Linked DNA regions of Homo sapiens: all the other regions are linked to region 1. Evidence: chromatin contacts called from ENCODE Hi-C or POLR2A ChIA-PET data. All regions are on one chromosome and are shown on one strand. Each heading gives the region's core, a stretch centred on a gene start or an enhancer-like site at or near the end of the contact. The rest is flanking DNA. Distances are from core to core; before and after follow the strand shown.

Region 1 (4,167 bases), core at 1,169-3,668:
TGAATCAAAGTCTCGCTCTGTCACCCAGGCTGGAGTGCAGTGGCATGATCTTGGCTCACTGCAACCTCCGCTTCCCGGGTTCAAGTGATTCTCGTGCCTCAGCCTCCCGAGTAGCTGGAATTACAGGCGCCTGCCACCACGCCTGGCTAATTTTTTGTATTTTTAGTAGAGATGCGGTTTCACCATGTTGGCCAGGGTGGTCTCAAACTCCTGACTTCAAGTGATCTACCCGCCTCGGCCTCTCAAAGTGTTGGGATTACAGGCGTGAGCCACCGCGCCCGGTCTCGTTTGTTTTTTGCAACGGAGTCTCGCTCTGTCACCCAGGTTGTAGTGTAACGGCGTGATCTCGGCTCACTGCACCCTCCGCCTCCCAGGTTCAAGTGATTATCCTGCCTCAGCCTCCCAAGTAGCTAGGAGTATAGGCGCCCACCACCACGCCCGGCTAATTTTTGTATTTTTTCTAGAGATGGGATTTCACCATGTTGGCCAGGCTGGTCTCGTACTCCTGACCTTAAGTGAGGATCAGACGCTTGTTTTTGCTCTTCCCTCTGCTCCTCATGCCCTCCCAGGGCTCGCCTCACTATCATGTCCAACTTCTATTCATTCTCCCAGTGTCTGGTTAAACTCACTTCATCCAGTAACCCTCTGTGATCCCCCAGGAGAGAAGAAGTCGTCTCCATTATTCAGCTTTTTTTCCTCAAGCACCCTGGTTCATTTTAGTTCTTACCATGGATCCTAATTACAAAAAACAAAACAAAACACAGCAACATCAACAAATTTTAAAACTTAACATTTCTTGGCCCTGTTATACTTGATTCCTGGAAGGTAGAGTTTTGTTTTTTGTTTTTGTTTTTTTTTTGAGACAGAGTCTCGCGCTGTCGCCCAGGCTGGAGTGCAGTGGCACGATCTCGGCTCACTGCAAGCTCCGCCTCCCGGGGTCAGGCCATTCTCCTGCCTCAGCCTCCCTAGTAGCTGGGACTACAGGCGCCTGCCACCACGCCTAGCTATTTTTTTTGTATTTTTAGTCGAGACGGGGTTTCACTATGTTAGCCAGGATGGTCTCGATCTCCTGACCTCGTGATCCACCCACCTCGGCCTCCCAAAGTGCTGGGATTACAGGCGTGAGCCACCACGCCCTGCCGGAAGGTAGAGTTATAGCTTTTTTTTTTCTGCTCTGTCACCCAGTCTGGAGTGCAGTGGCGCGATCTCGGCTTACTGCAACCCCCCGCTCCTGGGTTCGAGTGATTCTCCTGCCTCAGCTTCCTGAGTAGCTGGTATAGGTGCGTGCCACCACGCCCAGCTAATTTTTGTATTTTTAGTAGAGACGGGGTTTCACCATGTTGGCCAGGCTTGGTCTCAAACTCCTGACCTCGTGATCCGCCCGCTTCGTCCTCTCAAAGTGCCGGGGTTACAGCCGTGAGCCATCGCGTCCGGCCGAGTTATAGCTTCTAATACTTCCTGTATTTCCTGTTGCCGGGCTCAGTCTAGAGCAGGGTCCTCACAATCATTATGGGCCCCATCTTCCAAGTGCAGAGAGCGAAGCCCAGGACAATCAAGTGACTCGGCCCCACGGTATTCAGTACATTTTTCTTGAATGAATGAATAGGTCTGTGTGGCGTTTTGGGGCCCTGGCATATAGTAGGTACTCAGTTAAGTTTTTAACTAAGTGAAGAAATAACTATTTTGTGCATTTTGTGGCTGTTTATACTAAGAGCTCCCCCGGAGCCTGCCCCTTCCTCTAAGTCCCGCCTCCTCGAGCTGGCAATCGCCCGTCCCTGTTTTATGTTGTATCGCTCTTCTTTCGATAGCCAATGGCCGACGTTCCCGCTGAAGCCCCGCCTCTTGTGATGGCCAATGCCTGCTCCCTACCTTGAGGCGCTTCTCTTGTGGTATCCAATGGCTTGCATATCTACTTTAAGCCTCTCCTCCTGAGCGGGAGAGGCTGTCAATGACCCGCCCATTGCGTTAAGTGATTGGCCTTCTTTTCTGCGGTATCCAATGTTCTGCCCTCCTTATATCCCCTTCTCTTGTGGAGGTCTATGTCCTGCCTCTTTCCCTTAAGCTCCACCCCTTCACTCCCTTAGAGCGTCTGTTCGTCTCCTCCCACCTTTCCCTTTCACCTCCCATAACCTCCCATTAGAGTCTCTGGGTTACGCCCCTTGGGTCTGTCCGTTATCCAATCCCGTTAACTGCTGTGCTCCAACCTCTGTTCTTATTGGTCGCCTCCCTTCTCTGTCCCCTGCACGTGGTCCTGATCGACGGCTTTGCCGGCCCGTGACGGCCGGAGGGCTGAACTTCCGTTGGCGCAACGCCCAATAAGCGCGCGTCGGCAGGCTGCCCAGACAGCCTCCCCCGCCCCCTCGGCGTCCCGCTCCCGCCCCCGGCTTCGCCTCCCGCTGCCGCCGCCGCCGCCGCCGCAGCCGCTACCGCCGCTGCAGCCGCTTTCCGCGGCCTGGGCCTCTCGCCGTCAGCATGCCACACGCCTTCAAGCCCGGGGACTTGGTGTTCGCTAAGATGAAGGGCTACCCTCACTGGCCTGCCAGGGTGAGGCCGCGCGGGAGATGGGGCCGGTGGGGGGGGGGGGGGGGGCAGCGGGGGCCCCGGGCCGGAGGCGGGCACTGGAGGGCCGGGGTTGTCCTGGGCCTGAAGGAGCTGCGCCCCGGGGGTCTGGGGTTCATGGGGTCTGGGGGTGTCCGAGACCCGCAGCGGCCCCGCCCTGGGGGTCTGGGGGTCCTGGGCCGCAGGGAGCTGCGCCCTAGGGGTCTGGGGTTGTCCGGGGCCTGCCGGAGCCGCGCCCCGGGGTCTAGGGATCCTGGGCCTCAGGGAGCCCCGCCCTCGGGGCCTGGGGGTCCTGGGCTGCAGGGAGCCGCGTTCTTGTGGTCTGGTGGTGTTCGGATCCTGCAGGACCCGCCGTCTGGGCCTGCAGGAGCCCCTCCCGGGGTCTGGGGGTCCTCGGCCTCAGGGAGCTGCGTCCTGGGGTTCTGGGGGTGTCCAAGCCCTGCAGGAGCCGCGCCCCGGGGTCTGGGGGCCCTGGGCCTCAGGGGGCCGCGCCTAGGGGTTCTGAGGGTGTCTGCGGCCTGAGAGACTCTCGCCCTTGGTGTATGAGGGTTTTGGGGCTCAGAGAGTCGCTCCCTGGGAGTCTGGGGGTATCCTGGGCCCGAGGGAGTCGCACCTTGGGGGTTTGGGGGTGTTTGGGGCCTGAAAGAGCCGCGCGCCGACGGTCTGGGGGTCCCGGGCCCGAGGAAGCGGTGCCCTGGGGGTCTGGGGCCTGATAAATTCTCACTCTGGGGGAATGGCGGTCCTGGACCTGAGGGAGCTGCGCCGTGGGGATCTGGGGGGTGTCCAGGGCCTGAAGGAGCTGCGGCGCCAATGGTCTGGGGGTCCTGGGCCTGAGGAAGCTGCGCTCTGGGGGTCTGGGGCTTCTGTGCCTGAGGGAGCTGCACCATGGGGATCTGGGGTTGCCCTGGCCCAGAGGGAGCCACGCCTCGTGTGTCTGGGGGTGTCCAGGGTGCCTCAGGGAGCCGTGCGCAGGGTGTCTGGGAGGGTCTGGGACCTGAGGGACCCTCACCTGAGGGCCTGGGGATCCCAGGCCTGAGGGCTCAAGGTTCAAGTTTGAGCAGAACTGCGGAACTTGAGATTTGGGGTCAGATATGGGGGCTGAAGCACTCCCTTGTGGGTCCTGGAGAAGCCCAGTTTTGAGGGGCTGGGGGGCCGAGGGCCATGTGCTAGGGGTCCAGGGTTGGAGGAGGCAGTCAGGGGGGAAGGTTGAGGGTCAAGGCTAAGGGAAGCTGGGACCTCTGAGTGAGGGGCTGGGGGTGGGGGAATGGGGCTCGGGGCTCTGTTCACGGGGTCACTGGGACTCGGGGAACTGGACCTTAGAATGAAGTTGGCATCGGGACTGTTGGGGGACCCTGGGGATTGGTCCCCTGTGGGGAGGAGGATGTAGAAGCTGGTTTTGGAGGGACTTGAGGGTGGGGTGGTCCAACCCCAATGCTTGAAATGGAGACAGGCCCGGGCCCAGGGAGTGGGAGCGCTTCTGAGGGAAGGGGGCTGGCCGAGGGGACCTTGGATGCCCCTTTGGTGGAAGCTGGGGTCCCGACGACCTGGATAGTCCCAGGTGTCCTGGCCTGAAGGATATTCCGCACCTTGGAGTCCCAGGTGTGGAGG
Region 2 (4,167 bases), core at 1,234-3,733, 1.9 Mb after region 1:
ATAGGGAGACCCTGTCTCTACAAAAAATTTTAAAATTAGCCAGATGTGGTGACATGCACCTCTAGTCCTAGCTACTTGGGAGGCTGAGGTGAGAGGATAGCTTGAGCCCAGAGGTTCAAGGCTGCAGTGAGCTCTGATCACACCACTGTGCTCCAGCCTGGGTGACAGAGCGAGACACTGACTCAAAACAAAAAAAGAGTCTACCGCTTACTGCTTGGTAAACTTCTTATACATCAAAATCCACTTCAGGAGTCTCTCTGAATCTGCTGTGATTTTTTTTTTTTTTTTGAGATAGAGTTTTGCTCTTGTTGCCCAGGCTGGAGTACAGTGGTGTGATCTCGGCTCTCTGCAACCTCTGCCTCCTGGGTTCAAGTGATTCTCCTGACTCAGCCTCCCAAGTAGCTGGGATTACAGGCATTCACCACCATGCCGAGATAATTTTGTATTTTTAATAGAGACGGAGTTTCACTGTGTTGGTCAGGCTGGTCTCAAACCCCTGTCCTTAGGTGATCCACATGTCTTGGGCTCCCAAAGTGCTGGGATTGCAGGCATGAGCCACCACAACACCTCGCCTGAATCTGCTGTGATTCGAAGGACTGCCCCGGGAAAAAAAAGAAAAAAACACTTCAAGTAGACTCCCATGTGGGAGGACCTGAAGACTTCTCAGACTTCCATGGTCCCTGATCTAACACAGCAATAAATCATTCAAACTGAGCACTTTTTACACATTTTTGGACCCTTTCTGAGGACTTTCTGCACAAACCTAGGAGGTAGGTTATCATTATCCCCACTCTGCAGATGCCTCCAAAGCCCTCTACCTACCTCCTTTATCACCTCTTCATCTCTTGGTTCAATGTGTATTTAATGAGCACCTACTGTGTGTCAGGCACTATTCTAGACTTTGGGGATGAAGCAGTGGGCACCTCTTAGATAGTGACATTGAACTGAATGATGAAAAAGAATCTGGCTTGAGAAGGTGTGGCAAAAAAGAGAAGTCCCAACATTACCAGCAATCTTCCTACTTCCACCATTTTGCCCATTCTTTTTCCTCTGCTGGAAATGCCTTTCCCCAGCTAACAAACTCCTACTTATCCTGCAAAGCCCAATTCCAATACCTGCTTCTCCTAGGAATGCTTTCCGGTCTGATCTCCAGGAAGAATCCACAACACCCTTCTCTGGGCTCCCACAATCTACTCCACAGGTGGCCAAAAAATGAATGAGGAGGTCTCAGTAGAAGTCGGCCACACCAGGCTGGAAGCTCTTCAAGGCCAAGACCCAGGCTAAGTCCTCTCTGGGACCCCTCTTCCAAGATGAGCTGTGGGAACACTGCAGCTTTTTTTTTTTTTTTTGAGACGGTGTCTGGCTCTGTCGCCCAGGCTGGAGTGCAGAGGCGCCATCTCAGCTCACTGCAAGCTCCACCTCCCAGGTTCACACCATTTTCCTGCCTCAGTCTCCTGAGTAGCTGGGACTACAGGTGCCCGTCACCTCGCCCGGCTAATTTTTTGTATTTTTAGTAGAGACGCGGTTTCACCGTGTTAGCCAGGATGGTTTCGATCTCCTGACCTCGTGATCCGCCCACCTCAGCCTCCCAAAGTGCTAAGATTACAGGCGTGAGCCACTGTGCCCGGCCCTGCAGCTATTTTTAAAATAAGGAATAAGTGGGGTGTGGTGGCTCATGCCTGTAGTCCCAGCACTTTGGGAGGCAAAGGTGGGAGGATCACTTGAGGCCAGGAGTTTGAGACCAGCCTGGGCGACATAGTAAGACCCCATCTCTAATACATATATATATATATTTGCCAGATGTGGTAGCACACAACTGTAGTCCCAGCTACTCTGGAGAGCAAGGTGGGAGGGAGGGTTGCTTGGGCCCAGAAATTTGAGGCCACATTGAGCTAGGATGGCGCCACTGCACTCCAGCCTGGGCCACAGAGTGAGATTCTGTCTCAAAAAAATAAAAATAAATAAAGCAGAAACAGTAGAAAACGAAGACGAGGCCGGGCGCGGTGGCTCACGCCTGTAATCCCAGTACTTTGGGAGGCCGAGGTGGGAAGATCACGAGGTCAGGAGTTCAAGACCAGCCTGGCCAAGGTGAAACCCATCTCTACTAAAAATAACAAAATTAACCGGGTGCAGTGGTGTGCATCTGTAATCCCAGCTACTGGGGCAGCTGAGCCAGGAGAATGGCTTGAACCCAGAAGGCAGAGGTTGCAGTGACCCAACATCGTGCCACCGCACTCCAGCCTGGGTGACAGAGCAAGACTCCGTCTCAAAAAAAAAAAAAAAAGAAGACGAATTGGTCGGTAAGGGGACTCGAACTGGAGACTCTAAAACTTCTCCAGCCCTGCCCACTCAATTTACTTCATTGGCTCCTCCCTTTCAGGCTCCGTCCCTATCCCCGCCTCACCCTTAATGGCGCCCGCCCAGACTCCTGGAAGTGAGCGGCCTAGCGAGCGAGCTCCCAGGCGCAAAGCACGCCGGAAGCTGTAGTTCCGCCATCGGACGGAAGCCGACCGGGGCGTGCGGAGGGATGTGGCCCGGAATATTGGTAGGGGGGGCCCGGGTGGCGTCATGCAGGTACCCCGCGCTGGGGCCTCGCCTCGCCGCTCACTTTCCAGCGCAGCGGCCGCCGCAGCGGACACTCCAGAACGGCCTGGCCCTGCAGCGGTGCCTGCACGCGACGGCGACCCGGGCTCTCCCGCTCATTCCCATCGTGGTGGAGCAGACGGTACGGCGGCCGGGCGGGGACACGGTTCGGGGGCTCCGGGCTGGGTGGGGATCGGCTGGCTGCCCCGGCCCCTCACCTCCATCTTTCTACCCCCAGGGTCGCGGCGAGCGCGCCTATGACATCTACTCGCGGCTGCTGCGGGAGCGCATCGTGTGCGTCATGGGCCCGGTGAGCGCCCCGCGCCGGGACCCTCCCCAGGACTCTCCCAAGCGCCTGCCGACACTCCCTGCGCCCCTCCTTCCCTGGCCCCAGACTTTCCCTCAGGCTCCGCTCCCCTTCTAACCCCCTTCCCTCCCCTTCTGACTCCCCTCCTGGCTCCCGGTCCCCCAACCCGCTCCTCACCCCTTCTCTGCTCCTCGGCTCTTAATCTCCGACTTCCTTCCTGACACCTGGCACCGCTCCCCTCATTCCTACGCTCAAGACTCTCCCCAGCCATTCTCACCCCTTCCTTTCCTGTGTCCCTAGCCCCCTGACTCCCCCCTTCCTGTGCTCCAAACCCCCTGGGTCCTCTCCACTACTCTCTCCCCATCCCCTTCTGGGGCCTAAATTCTTCCCCATCCCTTTTACTTTGGGCTCTGGTCCCCCTTCCTGGTTCCCTGACCCATCCCCAGCCTCCCTTAAAACTCTCTCCCCACCCCGAATCTGGGGACACCCCTGCCCTCTCCACCTGCAGATCGATGACAGCGTTGCCAGCCTTGTTATCGCACAGCTCCTCTTCCTGCAATCCGAGAGCAACAAGAAGCCCATCCACATGTACATCAACAGCCCTGGTGAGCAGGGTCTTTCCTGGGTGCCAGGGGCACTCGTCAGGGCACACGGGTGACTCAGGGGACCAGAATCCCGGGTCAGGGATGTTCTCTCTCTGGGAAAGGGTGCAGAGCGTCAGAGTTCCAGAAGTGGCTTTAAACCACCAAAAGGTGCCTGTTGCTGGCTTTTGAGCCTCGGTTCACAAGTCAGGATGTGGCCTCTTTGATCCTGCACATACTGTTCTGCCAACCTGACCCGGCTGACATTTAAAAATTGGTAGATTTTAGGCCGGGCACAGTGGCTCACACCGGTAATCCCAACACTTTGGGAGGCTGAGGCGGGCGGATTGCTCGAGCTCAGGAGTTCAAGACCAGCCTGGGTAACGTAGTGAGACCCCATCTCTACAAAAAAAGTACAAAGATTAGCCGGGCAATGTGGCGTGTGCCTGTAGTCCCAGCAACTCGGAAGGCTGAGGGAGAAGGATCACTTGAGCCCAGGAGGTCGAGGCTGTAGTGAGCCCATCTCAAAAATAATCATAATTGGTAGATTTTTTCCCCCTCCCCAAAAAAAGTAGTCAATTTTGATTGAGCACTTATGATGGAGGCATTTTTTTTTTTTTTTATTGAGATGGAGTCTCGTTCTGTCACCCAGGCTGGAGTGCAGTGTTGCAATCTCAGCTCACTGCAACCTCTGCC
Region 3 (4,167 bases), core at 532-3,031, 1.4 Mb before region 1:
CCACCTCTGAGCCTTTCCCTGCTTGTTATCTCTTCCTGGAATTCCCTCCCCCTCCTTTTATGCCTGGAGAAAGTCCATTTTTTTCAAGGCCCAACCCAAAAACTGTCTCCTGCAAAAGCCTTCTCCCCCAGCCTCCTGTCTTCTTCGCCTCCTGTCTTCTCCATACGCGCGTACACACACACACACACATACACACACTGGATATAAACTGCTTGGTGTTGGTGGATAAATGGATGTTTAGTCTACGAACACCTCCACATGCTGCAAGAGGCTGGATTCCTAGAGAAGATCCAGCCCTAGGCCTTCCAGGGAGGGGCTCCCAGAGCATCTGGTGGGGACAGAGGTACAGGGACACGTACCCTCCCAGGGTCACATAGGGTCAGTGTCAGCACAGGAGCGAGCTAAGGATGAAGGCAGAGCCGGGCGAGGAACAGGGGCATTGCCCGGTGAGTGAGCTGAGGCTCCCTAGAGCAGGGGATCTTTACCCAGCAGTCTTCAGATCCCTCTAACAGGCACACTGCACCGGGGAGGGTAAATACAGATTTGTGGATTGCCCGAGAAGCCACAAGACCACACACGCACACAGGAACACACCCCATCCCTTAGTGTGTGATCCGCCAGGAAGGAGGAGTTTTTGCTCTGGGCAGCAACATCCCCAACTTTGGGAGCAGCGGGTGGAATTTGGGGAGACTCTGCTGCCAGCAACTGTGTGCATACTGGGGAACCCTTGGCCGCCTGTGACTCCATAACTCCCCAAAATACCACATCCGGCCAGAGCAGGAAGCAGGGAAGCAACCTGCCAGGCGTGTTCCAACGTGGGTAGAGTCCCCAGCGACTTCATTTGCCACGCGGGACTTCACGGACCCCCTCTTTGCGCCTCAGTTTCCCCAGCTGCACCATCAGGGAAGAAGCTGCCAGAGGGGAAAAGGAGCTCAGCCGCCGATCTCCCCCTTCCCATTACAGAGAGGCTCAGCCCCTGGTTCCTGGCTAGGGTTTTACGTTGTGGATGTGGGTTTACGGAAAAAAAAAAAAGGGAAAAAGCTGAGAAGCTGCGCTGGGACCCCGGATTGCTCAGACCACCTTAAATCAGCCTGGCCGCCCCAGCTACTGTGGAAATTCCTTTCTCCGCGGTGGTTGGCTGGGGGCGCCAGCCAATCCGCTCGCGACGCTCCCACATGGGTCAGTGACGTCACATAGGAAACTGGCCAATGGGGATTAGGAGACCAGCAACCAATGGCAGGAGGCACTGGGATCAGTAGGGCCAATCGGAAGGCAGCTCGGCGCTCCCGGCGGGGTTTGGCGAGTGTGGCCCCCCTCCCTAGGAGAATCTGAGACCCTAGTGGACGCCCGAGCTCGACCGGATTGGAGGAGGGGGGGCTAAGGCTCCATTATTATCCAGAAACAGGGGAAAGCGAGTCACCCCCAAGCCTGGCCTATCTCCCCTTCAAAACAAGGGACCCTCGTGCAATATGCTACCAGCTAGCTGGCGGAGCAGAGGTTGCATCTTTCTCCCTATTTCACAGATAGGTAAACTGAAGCAAAGAGTAGTTAAGTCACGCTGGACGCCCGGCGAAGAGCTGAAGCTCTTACCCGAGCCTGGGGGCTCCAGGAACGGTCTCAGTTTTACCCCCAGGTGGGGGGGATGGGCCTATAGGTAGTCAGGGGTGGAGGGGGGTGGTGCTGGGCCTTGTGCCTCAGTTTCCCCGAGCGTGGAAGCTGGAGGAGAGCACGGGTTTTCAGAAAAAGACTACGATTCCCAGAAGCTCCCGCGCGGCTCCCGCCCAGGCTGTCAATCAAAGTAACGTGGGTACCTCTCCGGCCCGCGCTCTCCCGCCCGTCGCCTCCCTCCCGCCAGCTCCCGCTCCCTCCCTGCCGGCTCCCGGCCCGGCGCGGTATAATTACAGCCCATTGATCCGACCCGGGCCGGGAAAGCGGCTCCCTCGGGGAGGCCAAGCCTTTGGCTTCCGACACCGCCAACCTCTGCCTACCGCCCCCTCCAGCCGAACTGCCGGGCCACCAGCCAGGCCTGTCCCCTCCCGCTGGCCCCGGGCTCGCGGGTGACCTCTGAGCCTCAGCTCCCCGCCACGCTTGGCGGTGTGCCCCCCGGAAAAATCACACACACATTTCCTTCCACCCAGGAACATGAGGAGCCATCTCCCTAGAACCTCCAGGGCCTCTCTTTGAGCCTCAGTTTACCCAGATGCACAGTGAGATTGCTGGACAAAACTTTCATGAAACCCATACTCCGTGCTGTTCTGCCTGGGAGCAGCCAGGGCTGACCTTGGTGGAAACTCAAGGAGGGGCTCCCAAGTTTGGGAGGAGGGGGAGACAGCCCAGCTCTCTCAGAACCCCTGTGGTCGGGGTTGGGGTTAGGGAGGATCAGAGCTGGGGGTGGGAGTGGGGGCAGGCTCAGCCAGGATTTAGCGCCCCCATTGGGAAGTTGGGATAGCTTTCTAGATGTTGGGTGGTAGTATTTAATAGATGTTGGGGCAGGGCGTGGTGGCTCACGCCCGTAATCCCAGCACTTCAGGAGGCCGAGGCAGGCGGATCACCTGAGGCCAGGAGTTCGAGACCAGCCTGGCCAACATAGTGAAACCCGGTCTTTACTAAAAATACAAAAATTAGCCGGACATGGTGGCACGCTCCTGTAGTCCCAGCTACTCAGGAGACTGAGGCAGGAGAATTGCTTGAACCTGGGATGCAGAGGTTGCAGTGAGCCGAGTTCGCGCCACTGCACTCTAGCCTGGACAACAGAGTGAGACTCTGTCTCAAAAACAAAAACAAAAACAAAACAAAACAAAAAGATGTTGGGTTTCGGTATTTAAGCTAGGGTTTTGCAGAATGCATAGGAGTTGCCTCATTTGAGCAGTGCCTTTAGATTACCCTAACCCTAAGTGGACAGAAGAAAGATGGGGCAGCCTTAAGCCCTTTCCTGTGACAGAGTGAGCCTTGGGCTCTGACCCCTAGCTTTGCTGTGTGGATCTGGGAACATCCCCCAGCTGTGAAGTGTCGGGGAGGTAGATACCCCCTAGGGTTAGAAGGCCCCTGTGCCTACTTTCGCATGGGTCCTGAAGTCACAGTGGGTTCTGACCAGCAGGAGTCAGGGCCTGGGAGCCCGTGGTAGGAGGCACTAGGATTGGCTGAGGGGCTCAGGAACTCCAGCCTCTCCCTGAGTAAGAACTGGGCGGCTGGGGGAGAAGTCCCAGAGTGACAACGGCTCAGTGCCAGGCACGTTTACTCTGCTTGGGTTTCCTTGTCTGGAACACAAGATTAATAATAGAATCTTCAAATAAGGCCTATAAAGTACTTACAATAATGCATAGTAGGCCGGGTGCAGTGGCTCACACCTGTGATCCCAGCACTTAGTTGGGCCAAGATGGGTGGATCACCTGAGGTCAGGAGTTCGACACCAGCCTGGTCAACGTGGGGAAACCCCATCTATACTAAAAATAGAAAAATTAGTCGAGCAAGGTGGCACACGCCTGTAATCCCAGCTACTCAGGAGGCTGAGGCAGGAGAATCCTTGGAACCCAGAAGGCGGAGGTTGCAGTGAGCTGAGATCACACCACTGCACTCCAGCCTGGGGGACAGAGCGAGACTCTGTCTCAAAAAAATAATAATAACAATAACAATAATAATAATGCATAGTAAATGCTCCATAAAGGGTAGCTATTTGTACTCCCAACATTTATTTTGTCCTTATTATTATTTGAGACAAGGTCTCACTCTGTCACCCAGTCTGGAGTGCAGTGCCACCGTCATAGCTCACTGCAGCCTTGACCTCGCTGGGCTCAAGCCGTCTTCCTGCCTCAGCCTCCGGAGTAGCTGGAATCACAGGTGTGTACCACCACACTCAGCTAATTTAAAAAAAATTTTTTTGTAGAGACAGGGTCTCACTATGTTGCCCAGACTGGTCTTCAACTCCTGGGCTCAAGCAGTCCTCTTCCCTCAGCTTCACAGAGTGCTGGGATTACAGGTGTGAAACACTGTGTCCAGCCCCCACTATGTCCTAAAGGGTCCTTCTCTCCCACTCTCCCCTCACGCTCCACATCTATGCTATGCATTCTCCATTGCACCCACATCCTTGATGATCCATTGAAATGTGAATCAGGGCTGGGCGTGGTGGCTCACGCCTGTAATCCCAGCACTTTGGGAGGCCAAGATGGA
Region 4 (4,167 bases), core at 821-3,320, 1.4 Mb after region 1:
GATCGCGCCACTGCACTCCAGCCTGGGCGACAGAGCGAGACTCCGTCTCAAAAAAAAAAAAAAGATTATTCATTGTTTATATGGAATTCAGATTTAGCCGGGCACCTGTATTGTATCGGGCAAGCCCACAAATGTCTGCTTCGATGCACCCCTCTGGGGTTGGGTGTGCCCCCTAACCCCCCAGCACAGTCCTGGCCACTCCAGTCCTGCTCCGGGGCTTAAAGAACACGGACTAGGTTGCTCAGTCATCGCCCACCCCCCGCACCGATTTCCCACCCTCTCAGCCCCGGCCAAGACAGAGATCATGGAAGCTTCATGGGACAGACAGGGAAACTGAGGCCTGAGGTTGCAAGTGGCGAAAGTGGCAGAGTCATGCTCTGAGGCTGGGTTTGTCTCGTTTCTGAGACCCCCTGTGGGAACAGACATCTCCTCCCCCACCAAACCCCAGGAGACAGACAGCCCCTCCTTCCCCAGGGCCACCCAGAGGCTCATTCTTTTGACAGCCAGGTGCACCAGCCCGGGGGGCAGGTGGGGACTAAAGATTTCCTCTCCCAACCACAAGCGTGACTGCCACCTGCTCTGGGGCTGGGAGTCCCCTGCCTGCAGGTCCGCCAGCAGCGCTGCCTGTCATTCCAGCGTCTGCAGTTCTCTCCCGGGGCTTCCGAGTTTGGGGGTGGAGCCACCGCTTGGGTAATAAATTTAGGCTGCCAGGCCCTGGGAATCGGTGACTTGGGCACCTCCTGGCGAGTGTGGGAGAAAGCGGCTGGACCTGGGCCAAACTTGGGTGAACGATGAAGGCAGGAAGAATGACCTTTAAGCCCGCCTCTGTCGCTCTCTCTCGGCCACCTGCTAATGATGTGACCTTGGGATGGTCCGTTTTGTCACCTGTCACATGGGGGTGGCCTTGACAGTAGCTGCTGCCACTCCATGGAGTGGGGTCCCCACACAGGCTTCGGATGCAGTAGGCTGCGGTACCTGCTGCTCCTCTGCATTCTGAGAAACCCAAACACCCCGATTCATTTCTTGGATAGGGAAACTGAGGCTCCACTGCACAGCGGGGCAGTGGGGATGGAGGGAGTCTGAAAAGCCCGGGGCCTCAGAGCAGACGTCGGGGCCTGAAGAGGGGGCTCTAGAGACCTATGACAACCTCACTAAAGAGGGATAGGGCATGGGAAGCAGCCCCCCAGTGCTGCCCAGAGAGGATGCACCAGTGTCCTGGGGCAGCCCAGCATAGGGGCGGGGTCCAGATAGATTTGCGATGGAGGACGAGGAGAATGGAGCAGCAATGGGGTGAGAGAGGGGCCCAGAGGAGGTGAGTTAGAGACCCCGGTCAGCTCAGCTCAAGGTGAGACGGGCTGGAAAGCGGCCCAGAAAGGATGGACCAGGTTCTGGGCAGCCAATATAGGCTCAGGGTTCAGAAAGGGGTTTTGGACCAGCGTAGGGGTGTGAGTGTGTACGTGCCCCCCAGTGCCGCCCAGAGAGGGTGCATGAGCAGCTCAGCAAGAGGGTGGGGAAATTTGGGACCTGGGAGTGAGACGAGAAGCCGTCTAGGCCTGGCGTCCCAGCAAGGGTCTTCGTTTGCAGGGGTACAGAGAGGGTAGGGGGCTCCCTCCCACCCCCTGCACCCACTGACCCCCCCTCCTTTCTCTTCCTCCCCTCGCAGACCGTGCACTCCTGCAGGGGGCCCCGGATGCGATGGAGCTGCGCGAGCTGACGCCCTGGGCTGGGCGGCCCCCAGGTCCGCGCCGTCGGGCGGGGCCCCGGCGGCGGCGCGCGCGTGCGCGGTTGGGGGCGCGGCCTTGCGGGCTGCGCGAGCTGGAGGTGCGCGTGAGCGAGCTGGGCCTGGGCTACGCGTCCGACGAGACGGTGCTGTTCCGCTACTGCGCAGGCGCCTGCGAGGCTGCCGCGCGCGTCTACGACCTCGGGCTGCGACGACTGCGCCAGCGGCGGCGCCTGCGGCGGGAGCGGGTGCGCGCGCAGCCCTGCTGCCGCCCGACGGCCTACGAGGACGAGGTGTCCTTCCTGGACGCGCACAGCCGCTACCACACGGTGCACGAGCTGTCGGCGCGCGAGTGCGCCTGCGTGTGACCCTACCTCACTCGGCCGGCGCGGCGGCCACTCCCCCCGCCTCGACGGCACCACTGGCCGGCCCCGCGAAAGACTGCGCGTGCGTAGAGCACGCCGGCGCGGCCCCGGGACTCTCGCGATAACTGTACTGAGATAAAGTGTGGCAACTCGAGCTGGCTGGTGATTCATCCTCGGCGAGGGGCTCGCGTGTGGGCCACGTCGCCGTCTCCACCGGGAAAGCGGGGACCAGTGGGGGGGGCCCAGCTGCAGGGTAGTGGGAGGATGCTGTTTGCTTTGGGGGAAGGGTAGATGCAAAGTGGGTCCAGTTTATGGCGGACAAAAAGGAAAATGGGGTGAATGGGGCTATGTTGGCAGGGACCGTCCTTCCTGCCTCCCTACGGGTCCCTCTGCCCGTCCCGAGCGTGTTCCGGTCCGCACCTCTTCGCTGTGTGGGCTTCTGGGGAGGGGAAAGGGAAGCTACGCTCGGATGAAGAGACCGAGGTCTAGGTGGACCCCGTTTCCCCAGCTTGTTCCCTTCCGCACCTCTCCGCGGTGCGGGCTTCTGGGATGAAGACACTGAAGTCTAGGTGGGCCCAGTTTCCCCAGATTGTCGCTGACTGCACCTCTCGCTTCTGGGATGAAGAGACTGAGGTCTAGGTGGACCCAGTTTCCCCAGCTTGTTCCTGACTGCACCTCTCTGCTGTGTGGACTTCTGGAGAGGGGGAAAGGGGGAGACACTGTGGGTGAGGAGCCTGAGATCCAGGTGGAATCAGTTCCCCAGCGTCTCCCTGTCCGCACTGATCCCGCTATGTGGGTTTCTAGGAAGGGGGAGCCACTCTGGGGGTGAGGAGAGTGAGGTCCAGGTGGACCTGGGCCTCCCTTATCCGACGGCCTCCTCGGGCCGGTCTTCGCCCACCAGGGTGAGCTGAAAGCCACTATCTCCTTCCACCAGCTACTAAAAATACCCGCACGCTGCCCACCTCCCGGCGGGGAGAGGCCTGGGGCGGGCGCCAGCCCCATCCAGCCCGAAGCCGGCGCCTGCTGGTGTAGAGCTGGGTCCCCAGAGACCTGGGTCCTCGGCCCATAAAAGCCCTGGCCGGGCCTCCACGGGGGGGATTTACGACGAGCCCCTGCGGAGTATGGAAAAAGCCCGGCTCGGTGTTTAGATTTCCCCACGGTGTCACCTTGATGCTTGGCAGGCCTCGGGTGTTGGGTTGCCAGAGCGCGGGAGGGGTCGGCGGGTCCCACGGTCGGTCTGAGGGGCGGGGAAGGGGCGGGCACTGCGAGCCCAGAGCAGGCACCGGCGAGGCGAGACTCCTCCCCTCCTGCCCCTCAGACTGGGGGTTCCCAAGGCTACAACCCTTCTCCTTAGCTGGGCCCCCTCCCCTCCTTCCCACACGTCTGCCCTTAGGACCACCCTCTAACCACAGTGTCCCTTCCCAGGCTCAGCCCGCATCCCCCCACCCCCCGCAAAGCTGGAGGGCGCAGATCGGAAACCGCCCCCAGGGAGAATCACCCAGCCATGAAGGAACATCCCTAGCCCCTGGCTCCCGGGGACCCACAGCTACAGCTGGAGACACTCAAGGCGGCTAATCAGCAGGACTTCCAGGGAGCCCTGAGAGCAGGGCTTGGCGGCCAGGCGGGTGATCTGCTTGGGAAGCAGTTTCAGGGCTGCCGCTGGCTGGGGTCCCCGCCTACCCCCGCAGTCTTCTGACTCTGAGGTTTAAGGTGGTGGATTCCTCCACCCTTTGGGCCGACTCAGCCCGGCCTCCGCAGAGAGGCCGGAGTTCCCAGACGCTGCGGAAGCCCAAGTGACGCTTACTCCGAGCCTCAGTTTCCCCATCCTAGATGGCCTGGCCTCAGAGAGGAGTGTTGTTCAGCCCAGGACACACAGCGAGAAAGCTGACCATCAGGGGTCTGCCGCCCCCCCGAAGCTCCCCTGCCACAGTGTGCATGTGTGTGTGAGTGTTGCCCACCCTCCGGGGCCTCCCGGACCTCGGCCTTCCTGTCTCCCACCCAGATCCAGCGTCCCAACCACAGGGCGCGGGCCCAGCCCACCAGGGAATTGGAACATAAATAAACCGAGAAGCCCCTGCAGTT
Region 5 (4,167 bases), core at 1,226-3,725, 1.3 Mb before region 1:
TGGAGAAACCCCGTCTCTACTAAAAATACAAAATTAGCCAGGCGTAGTGGTGCATGCCTGTAATCCCAGCTACTTGGGAGGCTGAGGCAGGAGAATTGCTTGAACCCGGGAGGCCGAGGTTGCAGTGGACTGAGTTCGTGCCACTGCACTCCAATCTGGGTGACAGAGCAAGACTCCGTCTCAAAAAAAAAAAAAAAAAAAAAAGAGAGAGAGAGAGAGAGACAGGGTCTTGCTATGTTTCCCAGGCTGGTCTCAATCTCCTGGGCTCAAGTGATCCTCCTGCCTCAGCCTCCCAAAGTGTTGGGACTACAGGCATGAGCTACTGTGGCTGGCCAATTGCAGACAGATGGAACTGTGGCCAGCCACTTCACCAGTGAAGTCCCAAACACCCCTCTGCAGGCATGATAAGCTAGGGTAGTTCTTATCTTTTCCTGATTCCTGTTCTCTGTGTGTTTAGTGGGGACCACAGCAGGCAGGGTGGGGTGTTGGTGGAATTTGGGATAAGTGGAGTCTGGGCAGGCCTGGAGCTCTCTGTCTGCCTTCTGGGCCCGTGTTGGCTGACCCTGTTGCCCCCTCTGCCCTGCTTTGGCTGAGCTGAATTATTTCTTGGTCCTTCCCTTCTGGGGGCTTCTCGCTTAACCTCCTTTGTTGTCCCTGATAAAGGGGCCTTGTTAGCCCGCACCTTCCCTCCTTCGTCACTTGACTTCTGCCTGCTCATTCTTTGTACCTTAGTTTTAGCGTCACCTCCTCCAGGAAGTCTTCTTTGATTTCTCCTCCTCCCTAGGTCTCCTCTAGGCTCCCACAGCTGCCTGTGTTCCCTGCATGACAGCTCTGCTTTATACTGGGCACAACTTTCCCTCTTTCTTCACTCATCTGCTCTGGCTCATCTTTTGAGTTTCAGCTTAAGTGTCACCTCCTCCAGGAAGCCTCCTCTGATTTCCTCTCCTCCCTAGGCCTCCTCTGGGCTTCTCCCAGCTGCCTTTGTGTCCTCTATCCCAGCTCCCATCACCCCTGGTCACACAATCCACCTCCTCCTTTGGACTTCGAGCTCCGTGTCGGTGGATAGTGTGGCTTTGCTGGGGTCCCGGCTGTGTCCCCAGCACCCACCACACGGCTGGCACACAGTAGGTGCTCAGTGACCCAGCAGCACACTCAGAAACTCCCTTTCTAGCCGGGCGCGGTAGCTCACGCCTGTAATTTACAGCTACTCAGGAGGCTGAGACACAGGAATTGCTTGAACCCAGGAGGTGGAGGTTGCGGTGAGCTGAGATCAAGCCACTGCACTCCAGCCTAGGTGACAGAGACTACATCTCAAAAACAAACAAACAAACAAACAAACAAACAGAATTCTCACATGCTGCTGGCAGGGAGAGTGCTTGATTCTTTATCATTATATCTGAGGAAACTGAGACTCTGAGAGGTGAAGCGACTTGCCCAAAGCCACACAGCTGGGAAATGGAGGAGTTGGGATTTGAGCCCAGGCTCTTAATCGGCACCAATGCCACTTCTCACTTGGGACAGAAAGGAAGCCCTGACTCCTTAGGCAGCTGTACGGAGCCTGGGATGATAACGTGCTGAGAGCCAGGGCTACTGTCTGCTGCACCCTGGGGCTCAGTCTCCCCATCTGTACAAAGGGACGTTCCTTAGGTACCTCCAGCCCTGAGACACTGGGTTTTAACTTTAAATTTCTGATGAACAACAAATACTTTTTTAGTATAAGTATGCCCCAAATATGAATAAAGATAAATATAAATACCTGCCACCGACCCCTGCACAAACCGCAGGTTCCAGACTACAAGTCCCACAACCCACTGCGGCCTCCCTTAGGAACTGACTATCATGACTTTCTATTTTTCATTCATTCATTCAAAAATGGTATAGGCCACCCGCCGTGCGCCAGGTCTTGTGCTAGATGCCGGGGATACATCATATGCACAAAACAGACAAAAGTTTTTGCCTTCGTGGAGTTTGACATCTACATCCTCGGGAGTTTTAAGTGATTTTTGTTTTTCTCAGCAATTTCTGCCAGGACGACTACAGTTCCCGTGACCCTTTGTGTGTTTGACGGGACTACAACTCCCAGAAGACCTAGCGCGCCAGGCAGGCACTTCCTTTTCTCTTTATCCCCAACTTCCTTCCAGGTCGCAAGGTCACGTCCTGTCCCCACCTTTCGCCCCTCACCCTAGCTCCCCCAACGCCAAAGACAAGGTTAAGAAAGTGATATCGCGAAATAGTTTTTTAAAGCATTTTATTGCATTTTATGACTTGGAGTTTATGTGAAACCTCAACGGTATTAGCCGAACAGCCTGCCGCACCTTCCGGGAGTTCCAGAGTGGGCCTACAACTCCCACAGGGCTCCGCGAGCGCCGGACGGACGGACTACAATTCCCGACAGGCAGCGCGGCTGGCGGGGCGGTTCGCCGCGGTGCCCACAGGACCTCAGGGCGAGTGCGGGCTGCCCCGCGCGGCGCCCGCAGGACCCCGGCGGCTACCCATGCCGAGGTGAGTCCGCGGGAGCCGCCGCCGCCGCCGTCCCGTCCCAGCTGCCGCCCCGCGCGGCCCCGCCGCCGGCCAGGATGCTGGAGGAAGCGGGCGAGGTGCTGGAGAACATGCTGAAGGCGTCTTGTCTGCCGCTCGGCTTCATCGTCTTCCTGCCCGCTGTGCTGCTGCTGGTGGCGCCGCCGCTGCCTGCCGCCGACGCCGCGCACGAGTTCACCGTGTACCGCATGCAGCAGTACGACCTGCAGGGCCAGCCCTACGGTGCGTGTCCCCGGCCCACCCTCGGGGCTCCCCGGGCTCCCCGGCCACGCCACTCCGGCCCGGCGATCCCCAGGCCGATCCCTAGCTCCGGCCTGGGCTGCCCGACCCATGCTCAGGCCCCAGGCGAGGCAGAGCCCTGCCGCCCTGGACCCCCGGGCGCCCTGGAATCCCTGCTCTCCTTGCCTAGCGCCCAGGGACCCCCCGCGCTCGCTCCCACAGCCCCCGGCCCCTGCCTAGGTCTCCCTGCCCCGGAACCCATGGCCGGGCCAAGCGTCCCGCGTCCCTGGAGCCCTAAGTCCCCTCTCTCCTGTCCCCAGCTGGGCCGGCGTCTGCCTGCCTTGCCGAGTTTCTCCCTCCTGGGCCCCCTCCGCCCCTTAGGCTTCCTGGTCCGGGCTCACTTGAGCAGACGCTCCCGTCCTGACCTCCAGCTCCCAGGGTCCTGTTCTGGAGACCATCTGGTTGGTCTCTGGATTCACTGGGTCACGTCCGTGTTCCCAGGCCTCTCGCCTTTAGCTGACTGCGTTTGGAGTTAAAGGTCCCTGCACTGATTTCTGCCAGGCTGAGCCACCCGACGCGGTGGTCCAGCATTCCCCACCCCCTCCCACGGCCCTGGGTGCCAAGTGCATTTTGTCCAGTGCCCAAATTCAACTCCCCTGAATTTTCTCGCTCTAGTCACCGGCCCCCACGTCAAGGGCACATTTGTCCCCAGACCCCTGACGCTCTCTGGTCCCAGTTCGTGAGTCATGTTTCAGAATCTGCTAGCCCAGCTTCCCTGGTCTCCTCCCACGTCCCCAGTTCAGTCCACTCGCCTGGGGTTCCCTTTGACCCCCTTTCTGTCCCGCCTTTGATGCATACCCACGCCCTCAGCTCAGCCTCCTCACACCCACTTCCCAGAACCCCACTTGTTCCATCTTTCCAGGATTTCCTCTTCCCTTTCCAAATTCGCACCCCCTTGCCCTTGCATTCTGCAAGTCTCCCACTCAACAGCCTCGCCCCCTCCCGTCGTGGCCCTGACCCCAGTGTCTAGACCATTCCACATCCCCTTGTCTTTGCCTGGCTATAGCTGTCCCTGACATTCCAGAACCTGGTCCCTGGTTTTTCTTCTTTTCAGCCTGGCCCCTCAGGTCCCTGGAAGTCAAGGCCTGGCCTTCCCTGTGAAGGAGTCCCGTCCGCTTGTTCTCCTGGCCCCCTTAGTTCCCAGCCCGGATTCTCTTGGATTGGTCCCTCTCGTCACATCTCAGGCTCAACCTGAGGCGCGGGGACCCCCAGCTTCTGCCAGCCCTTGGGGAGCCCATCTCTGGAGATGGAACCAGACTTTGGCCTCAGGTCCCATTTTGCCCCAGAGTTACGATTTTTTTACTTAGAGCCATTGTTGTCAACCGAGGGGACGCTGGGTGATGTCTGGGG
Region 6 (4,167 bases), core at 1,114-3,613, 1.2 Mb after region 1:
GGTCTCAGCCCTCCAAAACCAAGACCCTCCACAACCCAGGCTTGGCCAAAGCACTTTCCTGGCCCCAGAGCACAGCCTCTGGAGCACCGGGAGCAGCCGCTCTGACCTCTGACTCCCCGCACCAGAGCAGACGGCAAAGGGGAGTGCTATGGCCTGTGGTCAAGGTCAAGCCCTGACAAGCCATCAGGAGCCAGAAGCCCAGGCCTCGGTGCTCTGGGCACCACCAGGCCAACCCTGTGCTCCCTGGGGCCAGCACACGGGTCAGGGAACACTTCTGAAGTCCTTTATTGGGCCGGCAAGGCCGGGAGCTGCCCTCGGAGTGGGGTCCCAGTCCGGAGTCTTCAGGTCAGTGGCAGCCCTGCCCGTTCTGGCCGGGGCAGGCGGCCCCTGCTGACTCGCTACTTGGTGCGCGCCTTCACATACTCCCAGCCCTCCTTGGAGTACTCGCGGGCCTTGGAGGGGGCCACCGACAGAGCTGACATCACCGTCATGATGCCTGTGGGAAAGGGACGGCCACTGGTGATACTCCCCTCCCAGCCTCACCCAGCCTCCAACCCCTGGGAAACTCTAGAGTTTGTTTTGGGCGGTGGGGGGTGGGTGGGGGGCGGGGATGGAGTCTCACTCTGTCTCCCAGGCTGGAGTGCAGTAGTGCAATCTCGGCTCACTGCAACCTTCGCCTCCTGGGTTCAAGCGATTCTCTTGCCTCAGCCTCCCAAGTAGCTGGGACTACAAGTGCGCCACCATACCAGGCTAATTTTTGTATTTTATTTTTTTGAGATGGAGTCTCGCCCTGTCGCCCAGGCTGGAGTGCAGTGGTGCAACCTCGGCTCACTGCAACCTCTGCCTCCTGGGTTCAAGCAATTCTCCTGCTTCAGCCTCTCAAGCAGCAGCTGGGATTACAGGTGTGCACCACCACGCACGGTTAATTTTTGTATTTTTAGTAGAGATGGGGTTTCACCATGTTGCCCAGGCTGGTCTCGAACTCCTGACTTCAGATGATCCGCCCACCTCAGCCTCCCAAAGTGCTGGGATTACAGGCGTGAGCCACTGTGCTCGGCCTCCTTTCCCTTTTAGATCCCTAAGAGACACGTGTCGGGCAGGAAGGAGGATGGACAGAAAGGAATGGCCAGGAAGTGGGGAGAGGGGCTAGACTGGGGTGTCTCCCTCCAAGCAAAGAAACTGGGTGCCTTACCTGCATTCCAGGAGTCACGGATGGGAAAGTAAATCTTTGGAGGGGCTGGGAGCTGGGAAAAAGAGATGGGCAGAAAGAACTGGTGAAAAGGCTCAGCAGCCCATCCCCAGAGGCGGAGGGAGGAGGACAGGCCGGAGAATCAGGTCAGCATCAATATGGAGGACAACATCGTGCAGGGCTGGAGGGACCTCCCAGAGCTGACCACCCGCCAAACCCTGGCCTCGTTCCCGGCCCGTAGTACCTGGGGTATCTGCAGGCCTGTCTGCTGACACACGTACTGGCTGAACTGGTACATGGCGGGGGGGACCACCTCCCCAGCCTTCTGTAGGGCTGCCTGGCTCTTGTCGCTGGGCCCCAGCAGCTCCTGGTCGTACACCAGGTAGACGGCGCCCCCAGCCACACTTCCCTTGATGAGGAACCTGCGGGCAGGGACGGGAGGAGCAGAAGCTCAGCGGACACTGACAGCCACCCTCAGGGGCCAAGGCCCACGGGGAGAGTGAGACCCTCCTGAGGGCTCACCGTCCACAGGGTGACACTCTGTAGTGCAGCACCGTCGACCCAGACCCCTATTATATACAGCACTCGTTTTACAACGTGCAAGGCAGGGCGGCTGGACGCCACTTGAACTGATGAACTGAAACCCAGAGGGGGAGAGTGGGTCACTCAAAGTCCCACAGTGAGCAGGGGCAGTGAAGACGTAAGATCTTGACCTTCTAGAAGCCTTCCAGCCCTGGAGAAACCAAGTGTCCCTGGGCGCCTCCTGCCCGCTGTCACTCGCAGCTCCGAGCACGCATTCACTTCTCATCCACGCCAGCGGCAGGATTCACCGGCATTCCCACCTCACAGAGAAGACAACTGAGGCTCGGAGGCGGAGGCTGACACCGCGAACTGAACGCCAAGGGCTCGCTGGGAAGCAGGAGGGAGGGGATTGGCGACCTCGGGAAGCCCCGCCCCTCTGAAGCCTCAGTTTCCCTATCTGGCCCATAGGCGGGGAACGAAGGGGAAGTGACTCTAAGGGAAGCGAAGAGCAGATCGGGACCAGACTGGAGACAGGGATGCCCACAAAAATGGACTTTTTCGGGGACTCGGGTCCCCTCCGGCGCCCCCACGCACCTCATCAGCGACCACACCCGGGCCACCATGGTCGCTCGGATCCACGCGCAAGGACACTCGGCTCGCCCGCCGCTTCCTGTCGCGGCGCCGCAGAGGCCTCTGGAAGGTGTAGTCTTTCTTGCCCGACGCAAGGTCCTCTGGGAGTCGTGGTGTCTTGCGGCTCTGAGACTCCAGAGAAGGGCTGCGGTCTCGCAGCGGAGGGCCGCTGGGAAATGGACGCTTTAAGGCCCGGGCCGCCGCAAGGCTGTCTGGGAAATGTAGTCAGCACGGCGCTGTTTGCACCTGGCCGCGGAGCCTCCTGGGAAATGTAGTTCGGCCCGGCCCTGGCACCGTGAGGGGAAAGAGGCGTCAGGTGCCTGGCTGAAGCCTGAAGGTGACCCGAAAACAAGTCAGAGCCCGAGAGATCCACCCGCGCCCGCGCGGGGGACCAAGGGCCCGGATTTAAGAAGAGTGTGCCTACAAGGCGGTTGTCACGGCAACGAGAGGGCGGGATTGTTCGAGCGCTGCGGCCCCCTCACGTGATCGATTCGGAGGCGGGGCGTCCGCCCAGTGGGCGGGGCCGGGCCCCTGCTGGGAGGCGAAGACCAGGCGGGCACTGTTGCCCGGCGACGCTCCGGCGCTGGGTCCCCGAGGCCCGGCCCCTCCCCGGGAGGAGGTGGGCTTCGAGTCACGTGACCCGTGCCCTACGGGAGGGGGTGCGGTCGGGGACCCGGCAGGAGGCGGCCGAGAAGAGAGGACCGTGGGGGCGTTCGCGTGGCTCCCAGCCCGGGACCCCACCCCCGCTGGACAGTGGGGGAAACTGAGGCCTGAGCGGGTGAGTGCACGGTTTAGGGGTGCGCAGAGGGTCACACGCCCGCTTTGTTCAGAGGGGAAGCTAAGGCCCGCCGAGGTCAAGAAGGGGCCGATGCGTTCTGCAGGGCTTCCCCCCATTTCTCCCGCATTTCGGCCGGGCTGCTTCAACCGTTCATCTGCCCATCCATCCATCTGTCCCCCACCCGTCTATCCATCTGGCCATCCACCCATCTATCCTTCCATCTATCCATCCACACTTCCGTTCATCCATCTGTCCGCCCATCCATTCATCCATCTGCTCCCCCCATCCTTCCACTCATCCATCTGTCCACCCATCCATCTATTTATCTGGCCACCCACTCATCTATCCGTCCATCCATCCATCCATCCATCCATCCATCCATGCATCCGTCCGTCCATCCATCCATCCATCCATCCATCCATTTATGTGTTCCCATTTATCCATTCATACATCCATCCACTCATCCATCTATCCACCCATACATCTCTCCGTCCATCATCCATCCATCCACCCATCCATCTATTCATCTGGCCATCCACCCATCCATCCTTCTATCTATGCATCCATACATGCATCTGTCCATCTATCCATTCATCCATCCACCCATCCGTCCACCCGTCAGTCCATCTGGTCCCACTTCCCCCTGCCGGGCTGCTGCAGTCAGTGTAGAGCTGGGGGTGGAAAGAGGGATGAGCAGAGGAGCTTCATGGGCTGTCCCTGGAAGGGGAAAAGGTGGAAGCTCGTTTCTTGCTGTGGGCATGCCTGGTGTGTCTGGGAAAGGTGAGGAGTTCATTATTTTGAGAACTGAACGATTCATAGATGGGGCCGTGGGAGAGAAGGATAGACAGGTAGTCAGGGGCTATACCTGCAGGGCCTCATGGGGTGCAGTGAGGAGCCTGGTTTCCATCAGTTGCAGTGGGGACCCCTGAGAGGGTTTGGAGCAGGAAGGGCCATGGCCATGTTGCTTTTGACACAGACGCCTTTGGCTGCATTGACAGAAGAGGCAGGGAGAGAATGAGTATGGACATGGGGAAGCCAGTGTGGAGGT
Region 7 (4,167 bases), core at 981-3,480, 1.2 Mb after region 1:
AATAGTAAAAAATAGGCTGAGTGCAAATACCCCAACAATCTACTTTGGACCCTAGCAAAGCTGAGTTCTATTCGGTCTCAGGTTGGTGTCCTTTTCTTTGGGTTAAGACCTATTTTTTGAACCAGGAAGGAAGCCAAGTAGGTACATTTGGTTCCTCAGACCCGTAGAAGTAGCTTTAAGAGCTTGTCTTTCTCTAGTTGACTTTTAATCCCAATGGCAGAAGCTGAAACGTTTTTCGTATATTTTAATTGCACTTGGCACCTGTACATCTCTTTCCTCCTCCCTGTGCCCTTGACAGAGCTACCTGTTAGGTGGTGACGAGCAAAGCTAACTCTTAGTGGAGGGACACCGAGTACCAGAGAAATTCTCCCAGCCTAGAAGGCGGGAAGAGCACACTACACACCATTTCTCTAAATTCTCTGAACACTCAAGCCCCAAGCAGCATATGTACAATACCTTTAACACATCTCTTGGCTGACTTCTTGCTGGTGGCTTCTAACTCGATGCCAATTTCATCAGGATCTTGCCCCTCTTCTTTAACCGCCTATTAGGGAGAGATGAGTTTTACAACATCATTAAGAGCTGCAGGGCACACACTGTTCCTTACAAGTAACAACCTCCCATGAAACAAAGGCAAACCCGTCCTTGCAAAGAGCAACTCCGGGTCAGCTATCTGGGCCGCAAGCCCAAAAGGCGGAGGAGGAACCCCGCACAACTTGGGTCTCTCTGGGTCCAAATGACAAAGGAGAGGGAGGCTGTGAGCAGGAGCTCCAGAATTGGGGTCAAGGACCAGTTCCAAAATGGCAACTCAACTCGACAATGCCAAACCTTCGACTTTAAAGTTATATGATGGGACAAATTAGAACAGAGAGGCTGCACTTGGCCCGGCCTCGGTGAAGGGCTGGCCACCGCTGGTGAGGAGGAACAGCAGCCAGCCTGGGGAGATTCAACAGGTCCCTCAGTGCCTGCCACCTGCCGGGTCCAGGACTGGGTACCCACAAGCTCCCTCCCTATGCTCAAGTTGTTTGTTCCAGTTGCGGAAACAGACAATTCCCAACCCCTTAATATTTTGCATTTAGCCCCTGCTTTCAGCGAGGTGCGACACAAACGCAGGATGAGCTGGCAAGGAGGTGGGGCAGCGCATTAGGAAGGGCGCTCAGGAAGGTGATGTCTCAGGCAGACCCAAAATGACAACAAGGGGCCGGCCACGAGAAGATCTGGGGGACCCGGGTGGACAGCTTCGTAAAGGCCAAAGCCCTGGGGCAAGAACAAGCACCGCCCCCTTTCCTGTAAATGCTCTGGAGTCCGCCAGACACCCATTCTCCGGAGGAGGAAACTGAGGCACAGAGAGAAAGGCACCTGCCCAAGGTCACAGAGCCAAGGCTCGATCGGGAGCCCCAGGAGGGGTCCCGGGGCCACCCTGGTAGCGGAGAAGACCGCACGCTGAGCGCGCTTGAGGAGAAAAGGTGGAAAGAGGATAGGAAGGGAGGCACAGAGAGGAGCGGTGACGGGCCAAGGTCACACAGCCGGCCCCCTGGGTGCCCGACACCTCGAACCGGGGTCGGCCAAGACGCGGGGCGAACCCAGGGCGCCCCGGGTCCGGGAGCCGCGGTGACAGGTGCAGGCGGGGGCGTGCCCGGGCCTCCTGCGCCACCCCCGAGCCCCGCGCCGCCTCACCTTCTTGAGCCGCTCCATCAGGACGCTCTTGTTGCCGCCCGTGTCCAGGTTCCGCTTCTTCAGCTCCGCCCGCAGATCGATCACCCGCAGCTCGCTGAGCCGCCTCGTCCCAGTCTCCGCAACGCCCGGGCCGAGAGAAGCCGTGCCAGGGCCCGAGTCGCCCGACCCGGGCAGAGTCTCCGCCATCGTCGCGTTCCCGTCTTCGCCACCGACTCAGTCGCACACCGCCGGCAGCTATAGCGGCTCTGAACACAAAATGGCGCCGCCTAAGAGGAAAACGCACTCGTTTCCTCCCGCCCCGCTTTGCGGCCGCGCACGCGCACGCGCACCGCCCCCACTAGCGTACTTAGCAGCAAGGACGCTCGCGCGTCCACCAACCGCGGGTTCCCCGGCACAACGCGCAAGCGCTGAATCTGCAGCTCGCATGCGTCCCGGCAGTTCCCGGCGGGAGGCTGACGAGACGCAACGCGTCTGCGCACATCCCCGCGTTGTTCTCACTGCGCATGTGCAGTTGCAACCGGGATACTAGAACCTACGCTTGGTGCGCCTGCGCAGAAGCGAGGCGCGCTGGGGCGACTGGAGCGGTTCCCTCGCAGGCGGCGCCATTTTGTGCTAGGAGCCTGATAAAACCGGCCCGGTTCTGTGGAAAGTGGGCGGCGGAGCCAGGGTCCCTGGAATGGCGGAGACTCTGTCAGGCCTAGGTGATTCTGGAGCGGCGGGCGCGGCGGCTCTGAGCTCCGCCTCGTCAGAGACCGGGACGCGGCGCCTCAGCGACCTGCGAGTGATCGATCTGCGGGCGGAGCTGAGGAAACGGAATGTGGACTCGAGCGGCAACAAGAGCGTTTTGATGGAGCGGCTGAAGAAGGTGGATTTGGGGCCCCGAGGGCGGGCACAGGGTGGGTCTGGGGTCCTCTTGGCCGCGACGGTGGCTCGCGGGCCCTGGCGTCCGCCCCCGGCCGCGTTCGCGGCCTCGCCGGACCTGGCGCTCTCGCGTCCCCCGGCTCCTCCGAGGCCCCGGAGAGAGTTCCTTGGCCGGCTGGGCCTGGGTTCAAATCCTAACGCCGCAATGGGGCCAGGAGAACCACAAAAACGGCACGCGTGCAGGAGAAACGGTGACGGGTGACATCGTCCACTGAGAGGAGGGTTCTCCCCTCGTCTCGTCCCCTCCTCCGTACCTGGAGGGGAGACCCTGAAACCCTCACTTCCCAGGCGAGGGGAAGGGACTCGGCCAAGGTCACACGGCCGAGGACGGGCAGCGTCGGGATTTGAACCCAGGCCCTGGGATTCCTGATTCGGCTGCTTGGTTTCCCCAGGGAAGATGCTTTGTGACCCACAGGGGACCGACCAGCCTGAATCGGGGCTGATTTACAAAGGAAACACCCGTAGGACATACTCAAAGGGAAAAATAGAAAAAAACCCACCACAATCCAGTTTTCACGGTTTGCCGGTACTCGCTCGGTGAAGTAACGTGGCAGGAAGGAAAAGTGGTGTTGACGGTAGTGATCAGAAATGTGAAATGAGGGGAGACCCCGGGTGGACTTTAAAACCAGCCTCAGAACTGCCCGGGAGGCGGGCAGAGCCTGGGCTCCCCCAGCTCCGTCAGTCTCTCTGGACTTGGGGACCCTGCCAGCTCTCGGTGGCCTGATCTTGGGCATAGGAGACCTTGAACCCCTTCTGAGTCCTCTTTTCTATTCTTTTTTTTTTTTTTTCTCCTGTAAGAAGCAAAAAAGCAATAGGACTTTGATTTGGGGATTAAATAAGTTTGCGTGGAGCAGGCTTGGCGTGCTGCCTGGCGCATGTAAACACTCGGTGTGTGGTTGCCATCACGATTCGCTTTTCCTCTCTGTGCCACCACGAGTCCTCATTTGCAGATCGGGGGCTCTAACGCCTCCCTTGGGGGATTCAAAGGGATCCCTAGGAAAAGCAGAGAGGCAAGTAAAGGTTAGCCACCTGCGGTTTCCTTATTCCTGTAGCTTTTTTTCTCTGCCTTTTTTCCACCTGGCTACTCTGGGACCTCTCCCCTGTAGTTGCTCCGCCTGGCCGCCCACCCCCCAGCCCCTGCAGGCAGTGGGGCTGTTGACACATCCCACCATCCTGACTCCGGAACTACGGAGATCACAGGGCTTTATTATTAATTGGTGATGAGAAGAAGTAGGGATTTTTTTTTTTTTTTTTTTCCTGATGAGAAACCCTGGGCTCAAGGGTGGATAGTTGTCTCGGCCAGAGTCACATGGGCCTTTTAAAAGCTCAAGCTTGTGTTTCTTTTCACTATGGATTCTCTTTACTCAGATAAGGCAGGAAGCCCACTGATCTACATATTTACCCAGAGAAAATGCAGAGAGTGGAGATTGGCGGCTGGTCAGGTGTGGTGCCCCGCCACCAGGGCCTCCCATCAGCTAAGCCAAATTAAGAGGCTTTATCCTTTTTTTCTCCCTGGACGGTCCATAGGCCTGAAAAGCTGCTGTGATCTTCCTGTCAAGCTGGTGACTG

Evidence for each region. A loop is a pair of places that touch in the nucleus more often than their neighbours do. ChIA-PET counts read pairs that join two places held with the same protein, here RNA polymerase II (POLR2A). Pooled maps may share reads with other maps.
Region 2: a pooled map shows a loop between it and region 1 (7-fold over the local background). The contact joins the promoter of CLPP here to the promoter of HDGFL2 in region 1. A Hi-C loop is called at or near these places in 2 of 168 maps with a recorded cell type or tissue (both naive thymus-derived CD4-positive, alpha-beta T cell) and 10 of 50 pooled maps. POLR2A ChIA-PET finds 5 or more read pairs at or near these places in 1 of 52 experiments (activated naive CD4-positive, alpha-beta T cell).
Region 3: a pooled map shows a loop between it and region 1 (15-fold over the local background). The contact joins the enhancer-like site here to the promoter of HDGFL2 in region 1. A Hi-C loop is called at or near these places in 9 of 50 pooled maps. POLR2A ChIA-PET finds 5 or more read pairs at or near these places in 2 of 52 experiments (CD8-positive, alpha-beta memory T cell and Caco-2).
Region 4: a pooled map shows a loop between it and region 1 (7-fold over the local background). The contact joins the enhancer-like site here to the promoter of HDGFL2 in region 1. A Hi-C loop is called at or near these places in 1 of 37 single-sample maps with no recorded cell type and 3 of 50 pooled maps. POLR2A ChIA-PET finds 5 or more read pairs at or near these places in 1 of 52 experiments (HEK293T).
Region 5: a pooled map shows a loop between it and region 1 (18-fold over the local background). The contact joins the promoter of NCLN here to the promoter of HDGFL2 in region 1. A Hi-C loop is called at or near these places in 1 of 37 single-sample maps with no recorded cell type and 8 of 50 pooled maps. POLR2A ChIA-PET finds 5 or more read pairs at or near these places in 2 of 52 experiments (activated B cell and activated T-cell).
Region 6: a pooled map shows a loop between it and region 1 (18-fold over the local background). The contact joins the promoter of MICOS13 here to the promoter of HDGFL2 in region 1. A Hi-C loop is called at or near these places in 5 of 37 single-sample maps with no recorded cell type and 12 of 50 pooled maps. POLR2A ChIA-PET finds 5 or more read pairs at or near these places in 1 of 52 experiments (naive thymus-derived CD8-positive, alpha-beta T cell).
Region 7: a map of B cell shows a loop between it and region 1 (6-fold over the local background). The contact joins the promoter of SAFB here to the promoter of HDGFL2 in region 1. A Hi-C loop is called at or near these places in 2 of 168 maps with a recorded cell type or tissue (B cell and naive thymus-derived CD4-positive, alpha-beta T cell), 2 of 37 single-sample maps with no recorded cell type and 10 of 50 pooled maps. POLR2A ChIA-PET finds 5 or more read pairs at or near these places in 1 of 52 experiments (activated B cell).

The regions. Positions count from the first base shown.
Region 1 is chr19:4,469,879-4,474,045 of GRCh38, forward strand. It overlaps HDGFL2 (HDGF like 2), which reads left to right and starts at 2,419. Exons shown (of 16, transcript NM_001001520.3): 1 at 2,419-2,544. The coding sequence starts at 2,473. RefSeq lists enhancers at 1,065-1,234, 1,495-1,844 and silencers at 2,345-2,524, 2,555-2,614.
Region 2 is chr19:6,359,048-6,363,214 of GRCh38, forward strand. It overlaps CLPP (caseinolytic mitochondrial matrix peptidase proteolytic subunit), which reads left to right and starts at 2,484. Exons shown (of 6, transcript NM_006012.4): 1 at 2,484-2,725; 2 at 2,822-2,893; 3 at 3,399-3,495. The coding sequence starts at 2,528. It also overlaps a transcript of ACER1 not described here. RefSeq lists a silencer at 2,731-2,960 and an enhancer at 3,159-4,116.
Region 3 is chr19:3,034,515-3,038,681 of GRCh38, forward strand. It overlaps a transcript of TLE2 not described here. Among named protein-coding and RNA genes, the nearest start is that of TLE2, 7.3 kb to the left of the region's middle. RefSeq lists an enhancer at 757-956 and silencers at 1,097-1,266, 1,927-1,986. Within about 2 kb of position 1,782, at least 38 of the 41 ENCODE cell types and tissues checked have a DNase peak (open chromatin) inside an H3K27ac peak, as active enhancers do.
Region 4 is chr19:5,826,086-5,830,252 of GRCh38, forward strand. NRTN (neurturin) reads left to right here. Exons shown (of 3, transcript NM_004558.5): 3 at 1,664-2,239. The coding sequence ends at 2,088. Among named protein-coding and RNA genes, the nearest start is that of FUT6, 12 kb to the right of the region's middle. RefSeq lists silencers at 613-907, 1,706-1,775, 1,946-2,275, 2,976-3,025 and an enhancer at 1,650-2,338. Within about 2 kb of position 2,071, at least 30 of the 41 ENCODE cell types and tissues checked have a DNase peak (open chromatin) inside an H3K27ac peak, as active enhancers do.
Region 5 is chr19:3,183,455-3,187,621 of GRCh38, forward strand. It overlaps NCLN (nicalin), which reads left to right and starts at 2,476. Exons shown (of 15, transcript NM_020170.4): 1 at 2,476-2,760. The coding sequence starts at 2,577. RefSeq lists enhancers at 1,554-2,436, 1,743-1,882 and a silencer at 2,393-2,962.
Region 6 is chr19:5,678,153-5,682,319 of GRCh38, forward strand. MICOS13 (mitochondrial contact site and cristae organizing system subunit 13) reads right to left here and starts at 2,364. Exons shown (of 4, transcript NM_205767.3): 1 at 2,306-2,364; 2 at 1,434-1,611; 3 at 1,193-1,244; 4 at 270-496. The coding sequence starts at 2,334. The coding sequence ends at 399. HSD11B1L (hydroxysteroid 11-beta dehydrogenase 1 like) reads left to right here and starts at 2,875. Exons shown (of 8, transcript NM_198706.3): 1 at 2,875-3,119. It overlaps LOC107985320 (a long non-coding RNA gene), which reads left to right. Exons shown (of 3, transcript XR_007067107.1): 3 at 1-177. RefSeq lists enhancers at 1,453-1,592, 1,973-2,082, 2,113-2,192, 2,213-2,312, 2,323-2,792 and a silencer at 2,843-3,052.
Region 7 is chr19:5,620,853-5,625,019 of GRCh38, forward strand. It overlaps SAFB (scaffold attachment factor B), which reads left to right and starts at 2,231. Exons shown (of 21, transcript NM_001201338.2): 1 at 2,231-2,542. The coding sequence starts at 2,354. It overlaps SAFB2 (scaffold attachment factor B2), which reads right to left and starts at 1,924. Exons shown (of 21, transcript NM_014649.3): 1 at 1,678-1,924; 2 at 457-544. The coding sequence starts at 1,863. RefSeq lists silencers at 324-544, 1,549-1,668, 2,639-2,688 and enhancers at 463-1,195, 1,669-2,008, 1,929-2,661, 2,662-3,393.